Linked DNA regions of Homo sapiens: region 2 is linked to region 1. A link is a contact called in ENCODE Hi-C or POLR2A ChIA-PET data. All regions are on one chromosome and are shown on one strand. The core of a region is the stretch at or near the end of the contact, and the rest is flanking DNA. Distances in the headings are between cores, read along the strand shown.

What was found. A loop is a pair of places that touch in the nucleus more often than their neighbours do. ChIA-PET counts read pairs that join two places held with the same protein, here RNA polymerase II (POLR2A). Pooled maps may share reads with other maps.
Region 2: a pooled map shows a loop between it and region 1 (7-fold over the local background). The contact joins the promoter of ZNF443 here to the promoter of SPC24 in region 1. A Hi-C loop is called at or near these places in 1 of 50 pooled maps. POLR2A ChIA-PET finds 5 or more read pairs at or near these places in 2 of 52 experiments (MCF 10A and RWPE1).

What each region holds. Positions count from the first base shown.
Region 1 is chr19:11,153,133-11,159,081 of GRCh38, forward strand. It overlaps SPC24 (SPC24 component of NDC80 kinetochore complex), which reads right to left and starts at 2,650. Exons shown (of 5, transcript NM_182513.4): 1 at 2,485-2,650. The coding sequence starts at 2,644. RefSeq lists a silencer at 2,607-2,766.
Region 2 is chr19:12,438,613-12,443,858 of GRCh38, forward strand. It overlaps ZNF443 (zinc finger protein 443), which reads right to left and starts at 2,409. Exons shown (of 4, transcript NM_005815.5): 1 at 2,300-2,409. The coding sequence starts at 2,302. RefSeq lists a silencer at 2,088-2,177 and an enhancer at 2,588-2,857.

The DNA of each region.
Region 1 (5,949 bases), core at 1,400-3,899:
GAATACAAAAAAGAACTGAAAATAGAGTCTTGGCTGGGCGTGGTGGCTCACGCCTGTAATCCCAGCACTTTGGGAGGTCGGGGCAGGTGGATCACGAGGTCAGGAGATCGAGACCATCCTGGCTAACACGGTGAAACTCTGTCTCTACCAAAAAAAATACAAAAAAAAAATTAGCCGGGCGTGGTGGCGGGTGCCTGTAGTCCCAGCTACTCGGGAGGCTGAGGCAGAATGGTGTGAACCCGGGAGACGGAGCTCGCAGTGAGCCAAGATCACGCCACTGCACTCCAGCCTGGGTGACAGAGCGAGACTCCATATCAAAAAAATAAAAAAAAGAAAATAGAGTCTTGGGCTGGGCGCAGTGGCTCATGCCTATATTCCCAGCACTTTGGGAGACCGAGGCGGGCGGATCACGAGGTCAAGAGTTTGAGACCAGCCTGGCCAACATGGTGAAACCCCATCTTTACTAAGAATACAAAAATTAGCTGGGCATGTTGGCACGTGCCTGTAATCCCAGCTACTTGGCAGGCTGAGGCAGGAGAATTGCTTGAACCCAGGAGGCATAGGTCGCAGTGAGCAGAGATCACGCTGCTGTACTCCAGCCTGAGCAGCGGAGTAAGACTGTCCTGGGAAAAAAAAAAAAAAGAAGAAAATATGGCTGGGCACGGTGGCTCATGCCTGTAATCCCAGCACTTTGGGAGTCCGAGACGTGTGGATCATGAGGTCAGGAGATCGAGACCATCCTGGCTAACACGGTGAAACCCCGTCTCTACTAAAAAAATATATATAAAAATATTAGCCGGGCGTGGTGGCGGGCACCTGTAGTCCCAGCTACTCGGGAGGCTGAGGCAGGAGAATGGCGTGAACCCAGGAGACGCAGCTTGCAGTGAGCCAAGATTGCGCCACTGCACTCCAGCCTGGGTGACAGAGCAAGACTCCGTCTCAAGGAAAAAAAAAATACAGTCTTGAAGAGATATTTGGGCACCCGTGTTCATAGCAGCGTTATTCAACACAGCCAAAAGGTGGATACAACCCAAGTGCCCATGGATGGATGAATGAATAAACACAATGCGGTCCATCCTTCTATATCATGAAATATGACTCAGCTTTAAAATGGACGGAAATTCTGGCCAGGCGTAGTGGCTCACCCCTGTCATCCCAGCACTTTGGGAGGCCGAGGTGGGCGATCACTTGAGGCTGGGAGTTTAAGACCAGCCTAGCCAACATGGTGAAACCCCATCTCTACTAAAAATACAAACATTAGCTGGGCATGGTGGCGCATAAGTGTGTTCTCAGCTACTTGGGAGGCTGAGGTGGGAGGATCACTTAAGTCTGGGAGGCAGAGGTTGCAGTGAGCCAAGATCACACCACTGCATTCAAGCCAGGGTAATGGAGCGAGGCTCTGTCTCACAGTAAGTACACAAAATGAAAGGAAATTCTGATACAGGCTATGACATGGATGAACCTGGAGGACATTATGCTCCATGAAATAAGCCAGACACAAAAGGGTAGATATTGTATGATTCCACTAGGAAGGGTAGATATTGTACAATTCCTCGTAAGGTTCCTAGAGGAGTCAAATTTGAGACAGAAAGTAGAACCCTGGTGGGTGCCAGGGTCTGAGAAGGGGATGGGGAGTGAGTGTTTCATGGGGACAGAGCTTCAGTTTGGAAAGATGAGAAAGTTCTGGAGATGGATGATGGTGCTGATGGTTGCACAGCAGTGTGAATGTGCTTAAGGCCACTGAACTGTGCAGTTACAGATAGTGAAGATGGGCCGGACACAGTGGCTCACGTCTGCAGTCCCAGTACTTTGGGAGGCTGAGGCAGGCAGATTACCTGAGGTCAGGAGTTTGAGACCAGCCTGGCCAACGTGGTGACCCCCCGTCTCTACCAAAAATACAAAAATTAGCCGAGTGCGGTGGCAAGCGCCTGTAATCCCAGCTACTCAGGAGGCTGAGGCAGGAGAATAGCTTGAACCCGGGAGGTGGAGGTTGCGGTGAGCCCAGGGCCTGGCAGCAGCAGATGCTCCATAAAACATCTGAATGCCTTCAGGAAGAAGGGATGGGCTATTGTCACAACCATTTGACAAGGAAGGAAGCTGAGGCACAGAGAATTTAAGAAACTCACCTCAAGTCTCACAGCGGACATGGGGATGGGTGCTAGGATTCAAACCCGGAGCTTTGACTCCTGAGCCCCAGTTCAAACCCTGAGACCCCCAGCTCCTGCTCACGGAGAGCTCAGAAGGGGCCAACCCCTCCAGACTCCTATATTTACCACTAAACCCCTGGGGGGTGGGGGATGGTTGCTGTCATAAAGCCGATTTCTCAGATGGTGAAACTAAGGCTCAGAGGGGGCCGTCCCAGGGGGCATAGGGCAGGAGATGGGAGAGTCCAGGAGAGAAGGGGTTTTGAGGTGGGCCTGGTCGCCCCCTCCCAGCACCCGGGCCCCTTCCCCCGTGGGCCCGCGACCACGCTCCGACCCTCACCTCGCAGCTGCTTCTCGGCACCGTCTTGCGTTTCCAGCAGCCGCTCCACCACCTGCTCGTGGCGCCCCAGCAGCCGTCGCTGCTGCGCCTCCGCGCGGTTGGCGCCCAGCAGGCTGAGCAGCCCCTGGCTCACCTCCTCTATGTCGCGGAAGGCGGCCATGACTACGCCAGGCTCCAACCCGCGCAAATTTGACTGTCCGCGGGGCCCGCCCTCTTCCAGAAGAGGTTGCTTTCCATTGGATTTTTTGATACGTCAGTCATAAGCAATGGCCAATAGGCATGGGGAACAGGATCTTAGACTGGGCTAAGCCGCCTTTGGTCTGGCCTGGTGCGCCTGCGACCACTCCTCCGTCAGTCATCGGTGATGACCAATCGGCGCAGGAAGGGGGAGGCTCCGTTATCCTTCCCGATGCGCCTGCGCGGGAGAGAAAGCGGCTGTTTATTTCTCCATAGGTCGAGCGCTTGCTCTGTGCAGGGTGGGGTTCTAACGGCAAAGCAGCGAGCAGCTTCTCCTGGAACTTACATCCTACAGTGTGTGCGTGGGATACACAATAAGCATAGAGAATAAGTAGATTCTATGAGAGGCTGCATAGCAAAATGGCGTCTGCAGCCAGATTTACTGGGTTCGAATCCCAGCGTTGCCACTTACTAGCTGTGTTACCCTGGACAGACTTCACCTCTCTGTGCGGTACTTTCCTCCTTAGTAAAATGAGGGTCATACTAGTGCCTGTGTCAGCGTTGGCGTGAGAATTCTTCTTATTACTTTTTTTTTAGAGACAAGGTATTGCTCTGTCACCCAGGCTGAAGTGCAGTGCCACAATCATAGCTCATTGCAACTTCGACCTCCTGGCCTCCAGCAATCCTCCTGCCTCCGCCTCCCAAAGTGCTGGGATTACAGGCGTGAGCCACCGAGCCCAGCCTGGCGTGATAGTGTCTCCTATTCAGTAGGTGCTATATAGTTGTTTAATGAAACATACATAGAATCCTAGCATGTAGCTGGGTGCAGTGGCTCACGCCTGTAAGTCTGAGCTCTTTGGAAGGCTAAGACAGGAGGATCGCTTGAGCCCTGGAGTTTGAGACTAGCCTGTCTCAAAACAAAACAAAACAAAGAAAAGATCAGTGCTGACTCTAAGGTGCTGGTTCCATGCTAGACACTGGTATTTCTGCAAGAAACAAGATGTTAAGATGGCATCTTTTTTTCTTTCTCTCTCTTTTTTTTTAAGACAGAGTCTCACTCTGTTGCCCAGGCTGGAGTGCAAGGCATTCCAGCCTGCTTCCTGGGTTCAAGGCATTCTCCTGCATCAGCCTCCCGAGTAGCTGGGATTACAGGTGCCCGCCACCGCACCCAGCTGATTTTTTGTATTTTTAGTAGAAACGGGGTTTCATTATGTTGGCCAGGTTGGTCTTGAACTCCTGACCTCGTGATCTGCCTGCCTCAGGCTCCCAAAGTGCTGGGATTATAGGCGTGAGCCACCGCGCCTGGCGTGGCAACATTTTTATGTGTGCTACCACCTAAAGAACATCTCATTGCTTTCCTATGATTTTTTTTTCTTTTCTTTTCTTTTCTTTTTTTTTTTTCTTGAGACAGAGTTTCGCTGTTGTTGCCCAGGCTGGAGTGCAATGGCGCGATCTCAGCTCACTGCAACCACCACCTCCCAGGTTCAAGTGATTCTCCTGCCTCAGCCTCCCGAGTAGCTGGGATTACAGGCATGCGTCACCATGCCCAGCTAATTTTGTATTTTTAGTAGAGACGGGGTTTCTCCATGTTGGTCAGGCTGGTCTTGAACTCCCGACCTCAGGTGATCCACCTGCCTCGGCCTCCCAAAGTGCTGGGATTACAGGCGTAAGCCACTGTGCCCGGCCTTCTTTTCTTCCTTCTTTTTTTTTTTTTTTTTTGAGATGGGGTCTTGTTCTGTCCCCCAGGCTGAAGTGCAGTGGCTCAGGTGATCCTTTCATTTCAACCTTCCAAGTAGCCGGGACTACAGGTGTGTGTCACCCTTTGGTGCCTGAGAGCATGGCTTCTTGAACCAGCTGTGTAATGTTGGCATAGACCTCACTTCTTTGTGCCTAAAGGCAGTGAATAACAATTAGGCAGAGTGAAATCAAGAGGGGAAAAGACTTCAGGTTCACTTTCTGATGCTGCAGCTTACCTGTGACCTTGGCAGGTTCCTAACCTTTCTAAGCCATAGTGGCTAAAGATAGCCCTTTCTTATTAGCTGCCAGGAGGTGTCCCAGAGATAAGCCAGGCAAGATTGTGCAACTCGAGCCTGATAGATCTAAAGGCTCCTGTGGAAAAATGCCACCCGCCCACCTCCCTTCCAAAAAAGCAAAGCGAGAACCGCTTCCCAGCCATTAGGATGGCTACTGTCCAAAACCAACCAACCAGCCAAGCAACCTGGAAAATAACAAGTGTTGACCAAGATGTAGAGAAATTGGAATGCTGTGTACCCTTGCTGAGAATGTAAAATGGTGCAGCTGCTGCGGGAAACAGTATGGCAGTTCCTCAAAAAATTAAAAATAGTATTACCATATCAGCAATTCCACTTCTGGGTATAGCCCCAAAAGAATTGAAAGCAGGTTGTTGGGCCGGGCGCAGTGGCTCATGCCTGTAATCCCAGCACTTTGGGAGGCCGGGGCGGGCGGATCACCTGAGGTCGGGAGTTCGAGACCAGCCTGACCAACATGGACAAACCCCGTCTCTACTAAAAATACAAAATTAGCCAGGCGTGGTGGCGCATGCCTGTAATCCCAGCTACTAGGGAGGCTGAGGCAGGAGAATCGCTTGAACATGGGAGGCGGAGGTTGCGGTGAGCTGAGATCACGCCATTGCACTCCAGCCTGGGCAACAAAAGGGAAACTCCGTCTCAAAAAAAAAAAAGAAAAAAAAAAGAAAGAAAGAAAGAGAAAGAAAGCAAGTCATAGAGCAGATATTTGCAAGTCTATGTTCATAGCACCCATTATAGCGAAAGGGTGGAAACAGCACAAGTGTCCTTAGATAGAAGAATTAATAAAACGTGGTTCATCTCTACAACACAATTGTTTTTTTTTGGTTCATCTGTACAACGCAATTTTTTTTTTTTTGAGCCACCATGCCCGGACACAATTTTTTTTTCTTTTTCCTTTTTTTTTTTATGAGACAGGATCTCTCTGCCAGGCTGGAGTGCAGAGACGCAATCATGGCTCACTCAACCTCCTGGGCTCAAGCAATCCTCCAACTTTAGCCTCCCAAGTAGCTGGGACTACAGGCACATGCCACTACACCCAGCTAATTATTTTTTTTTTCCTAGAGACAGGGGTCTCATTGTATTGCCTAGGCTGGTCTCCAACTCCTGGGCTCAAATGATCCTCTTGCCTCAGCCTCCCAAAATGCTGGCATTACAGGTATGAGTCACCGTGTCTACCATGTCTGGCCCATAGGACAGAAGATTATTCAGCCTTAAAAAGGAAGGAGGCCAGGTGCGGTGG
Region 2 (5,246 bases), core at 1,159-3,658, 1.3 Mb after region 1:
TAATGGAAGAGGGTTTTTCCCTTGGTAGTAGTTATACTACTAAGTCCTGAAATTCCATCTGAAATCATCCGAAAAACAAACACACCTGAGAAACGTACTACACAAGCTCTGGGGCAAAAAAAATAAATAAAGGCTTTTAAAAAATGGAATAGAAGATTACATATACCATTTATATTCTGAAGTCCAACTCTTTCTAGTATTACTTATAAAATTTATTTTCTGAAGTCCGACTCTTTCCAACTTTGGGTATACTTTGTCTTCAAAGTATAAAATAACAATCTCTAATCATAGGATGTATTTCACGGTTAATCAAAAATTTAGGCTGAAAAGAGTAAACATATCTTTTCAAGCTAACAAACTCAGGAATCAGCAGTGCTGACTGGAACACAGAAAAGTCTAATGCAACAATCAGTGCAGGTCATCCTATCACCTGGGACATCCCTTAACCCTATTCTGTTCGCCACCCTCCTAGGAGACACTCACCACCCTCCTAGGAGACACTGCCTTGTGTGCTTTTCAGGATCTTGCACTACCTCAAAGGGCAGGTTCTCCAGTCCTTAGATATAACTTTCTACCTTTTAAGTCTGAGAGAGTCCAGAAGGCAAAAATCATTTCCGTTTTTTTTCCTATGGAATATGACCATGAAATTGGCTGTTCAGTCATGTGTCTCCAAGGAATGGAAACTAGGGTTGGGAAGAAAAGGTGAGTGTCCCAGGAGTTAGCTTTTTACAGGAATTATATACCAGAAGATTCCTCCCATCCCAGTGGATCCAGTTGCTCCCCAGGGGGCCACACCTTCCATCTCAGGCTGTCCCCTGGGAGGAGTGACCCAGGGGATGATATTCACTAGACCCTCCAAGAGACTTGGCAGCTGTGGACATCCATTTTTTTTGAGACAGGGTCGGCCTCTGTTGCCTAGGCTGGGATGCAGAGGCACGATCATAGCTCACTGCAACTTCAAACTCCTGGGCTCCAGCCATCATCCCACCTCAGCCTCAGGAGTAGCTGCGACTACAGGTGCCAGCTACCAAGCCCAGCTAATTTTATTATTATCATTTACACTAGAGACAAAGTCTTGCCATGTTGCCCAGGCTGGTCTGGAACTACTGGGATCAAGCAATACCTCTGCCTTAGCCTCCCAAGGTGCTGGAATTACAGGAATGACCCACCGTGTTCAGGAACCCAAAACAATTCTTTCAAGAAAAAGCCATACATTGCTAGCTGAAAACAAGATGACAAACTAGTGAAATATCGCCTGGGGCCAAACAGTTCATACTGTTGCTGTGAATTAAGGACAGAAGGTTAGCCTGGGGAAGTCTCTGGAAACCAAGAGATTTGCTGCCAGCCCTAGGAAGAGTCAGGATGAGAGAACACAGTGGTGGATTTGAGACCCTGCTGCCCACGTCTTTGGAAGACTCAGAGGGGAAACGGTCGCCCTTGGAAAGGAAGAAAGGACTGAGGACCACGGAAACCACAGCTCCTCCCACACACAAACCCCACACACGAGTCTGGATTCCACCTGGTGACTCGTCGTCACCGTGCAGCCTCCTCACCGGGTTCACAGGAACTGCGAGCCAGGCTGGAGGCGAGATTGCAGTTAGATATTAAACAGGTGCCCTCAGCCCCGCTGCCTCAAGGGGCCGCCTCCCTGAGAGTCAGGTCACAGCAGACGCTGACCGCCGGCTTCCCCATTGTGCCTGGGGATAAGATCTCCGAGTGCTGCTCAAGAGTCGCCGGAGTTCTCAGATCCTGAATCCCAGCAGAAAGGCTGGCGCCAACCAGGTTGAAGACCCCACGAGGGAGCCCTCTCAGCAGAATGCGGTTTCTTCACCTCCTGTCCCAGGATTCACCCCTCACTTCCCCACCAACCAAGGACGCTACACCCAGCCGCCCCCGTCCAGACCCCAAATCCCTCAGGGAGGCGGATCTGGGGTGTCCTCCCCTCTCCTCCTGTTAAACCGTTTCTGCTGCAGCCCTCGGCGTCTCGGTGCAGTGAGTCGGGCCGCGAACCTGTGTTGGTTACAGCCGCACAATCTGGGGAGACCCGGGGCTGCGGGCTCGGAGCTGCCCAGAGAGGGCGCCGGGGCCGCAGTCGCCGCGCAGGAACGGGACAGGACGCCCGGGGTCCCGGCTGCATGCCCAGCCCCACCCTGCGGCCGAGGGCCGACCTACGCCAGGGGGACCCGGGTCCGTAGATCCCGAAGTCGCCCTTGGGGAGGCCCGGGTCCAGCCACAGCCGATTACGGCCGGTTCCACCTAACCCCTCCCCCGCCTCGGGACGCCGGCCCAGCACACGCACCATTTCCCGACTTCCGCGGTGTCCCAGGTCCTACCGACAGCTCCCGCTGCCAATGCGTGTTCCAGCCAGACAAAGGCTGCCTCAGAACTTCCAGGTCGTCTCTCAGCTACAGAACCCAGAGCCGAGCGCAGGTGGGTGGAGCAGACGCCGCGGGCTTTTTCAACCACACACACTTCTCTGGGCAGTGCCTGATTGACAGTTCCCACGAACCCGCCCCACGCCCCTGATTGGATAGGGCGTCAGGTCCCGCCCCCTGAGGGCTGATTGACAGAAGAAGCGATCTTGCACAGCTGAGTGGAGCCGGATGAGCAAGTTCCTGACACAGCCCTTGGCAGGGGGGGCTTCCTCCCTGCTCTTTGATCTGAATCCTCCCGGGTTATATTTGCACTTAAGCGGAATTTCCTGCCCGTACTCAATAGGACCTCCTGCTTCTTCCTCCTGGACACGGACTGACAAACTAATTATATCTTTTTTTTTTTTTTTCCTCGAGAGGGAGTCTTGCTCTGTCGCCCAGGCTAGAGTGCAATGGTGCGAGGCTCACTGCAACCTTCGCCTCCTGGGTGGGTTCAAGCAATTCTCCTGCCTCAGCCTCCCGAGTAGCTAGGATTACAGGCACGCGCCACCACCCGGCTAATTTTTGTATTTTTCAGTAGAGGCTGGGTTTCACCATGTTGGCCAGGCTGGTCTCAAACTCGTGACCTCGTGATCCGCCTACCTTGGCCTCCCAAAGTTCTGGGATTAGAGGCGTGAGCAACTGCGCCTGGCTCCAATTATGCTCTTTTTCAATGAAATTTTTCAAGATTTTTCAATGTACAATTAAATTATTTTTTACTATAGTCACTCTGTTGTGCTAGCAAATACTAGGTCTTATTCATTCTTTGTAACTATTTTTTATACCTATTAACCATCCCCACTTCCCCCATAACTACTCCTCGCTACTACTTTTCGCAGCCTCTGGTAACCATCCTTCTACACATTTTTGGTTGTTTGAGATGGGGTCTTGCTCTGTTACCTAGGCTGGAGTGCAGTGGGGCCATCATGGCTCACTGCAACCTCTACCTCCTAAGCTCAAGCAATCCTCCCACCTCAGCCTCTCAAGTAGCTTCAGATTGTTCACTGTTGGCATATAAAAATGTTATTGATTTTTGTGTGTTGATATTGTATACTGCAACTTTACTGAATTTATTTCTCAGTTCTAATACTTTTTTGGTGGAGTCTTTAGGTATTTCCAGATATAAGATCATATTATATGCAAACAAGGATAATTTGACTTCTTCCTTCCCAATATGGATGCCCTTTATTTCTTTTTTTTTCTTTTTTTTTTTTTTGTCTTATTGCTCTAGCTGGGACTTCAAGTACTGTGTTGAACAACAGTGGTAAAAGTGGGCATTCTTATTGTGTTCCAGATCTTACAGGAAGGGCTTTCAGTTTTTCCCCATTCATTATCATGCTAGCTGTGGGTCTGCCATATATAGCTTTTATTATGTTAAGGTATGCTCCTTCTTTACCCACTTTTTTTTAGGGTTTTTATCATGAAGGGATGTTAAATATTATCAAAAGCTTTTTCAGTGCACATTGAAATGATTATATGGTGTTTGCCCTTTATTCTGTTGAAATGATACATCACATTGATTGATTTGCATATATTGAACCATCCTTGCATCCCAGGGATAAAGCCCACTTGGTCATGATGAATGATCTTTTTGGTGTATTGTTAAATTCAGTTTGCTAGTATTGAGTTGAGGATTTTTGCATCAATATTCATCAGTGACACTGGCCTATAGTTTTCTTTTTCTGACATGTCTTTGTCTGGTTTTGGTGTCAAAGTAATATTGGCTTTGTAAAATAAATTTGGAAGTATTGCCTTCTCCTCTGTTTTTTGGAATAGTTTGAGTAAGATTGGTATTAGTTCTTTTTTAAATGTTGGTAGAATTCAGCAGTGGAGCCACTGGGTTCTGGGGTTTTCTTTGCTAGGAGACTTTTTATTATGGCTTTGATCTCATTATTTGTTATTGGTCTGTTCAGGTTTTTTATTTCTTCATGGTTCAATGTTGCTATGTTCTATCTGCCTAGGAATTTATCAGTTTCTTCTAGGTTTTCCAGTTTATTGGCATATAGTTGTTCTTAGTTGCATTAATGATCCTTTGAATTTCTGCAGTATCAACTGTAATGTCTCCTTTTTCACCTCTAATTGTATTTATTTGGGCCTGGTTTTTTCTTAGTCTACCTCAAGGTTTGTCAATTTTGTTTGTCTTTTCAAAAAACCAACTTTTTGTTTCATTGTTCTTTTCTATTGTTTCTTCATTTCAAATTCATTTATTTCTACTGATTTTTATTATTTCTTTTCTTCTACTGATTTTGGGTTTGGTTTGCTCTTGCTTTTCTAATTCTTTAAGATGCATTCTTAGGTTGTTTATTTGAAGGTTTTCTTCTTCTTCTTTTTTTTTTTTTGAGATGAGTTTCACTTCACTCTTGCAGCCTAGGCTGGAGTGCAATGGCGCAATCTCAGCTCACTGCCACCTCTGCCTTCTGGGTTCAAGCAGTTCTCCTGCCTCAGCCTCCCAAGTAGCTGGGATTACAGGCACCGACCACCATGTCATTTTTTGTATTTTTAGTAGATACAGGGTTTCACCATGTTGGCCAGGCTGGTCTCGAACTCCTAACCTCAGGTGATCCACTCCCTTTGGCCTCCTAAAGTGCTGGGATTACAGATGGGAGCCACTGCACCCAGCCTGAAGGTCTTCTTCTTTTTTGATGTAGGTGCTTATATCTATAAACTTCCCTCTTAGTACTGCTTTTGCTGTATTCCATAGGTTTTGGTATGTTGCATTTTCATTATCATTTGTTTGAAGAAACTTTTCAATTTTCTTCTTAATTTCTTCATTGACCCACTCGTCATTCAGGAGCGTATTGTTTAATTTCCATATGTTTGTATGGTTTCCAGAAT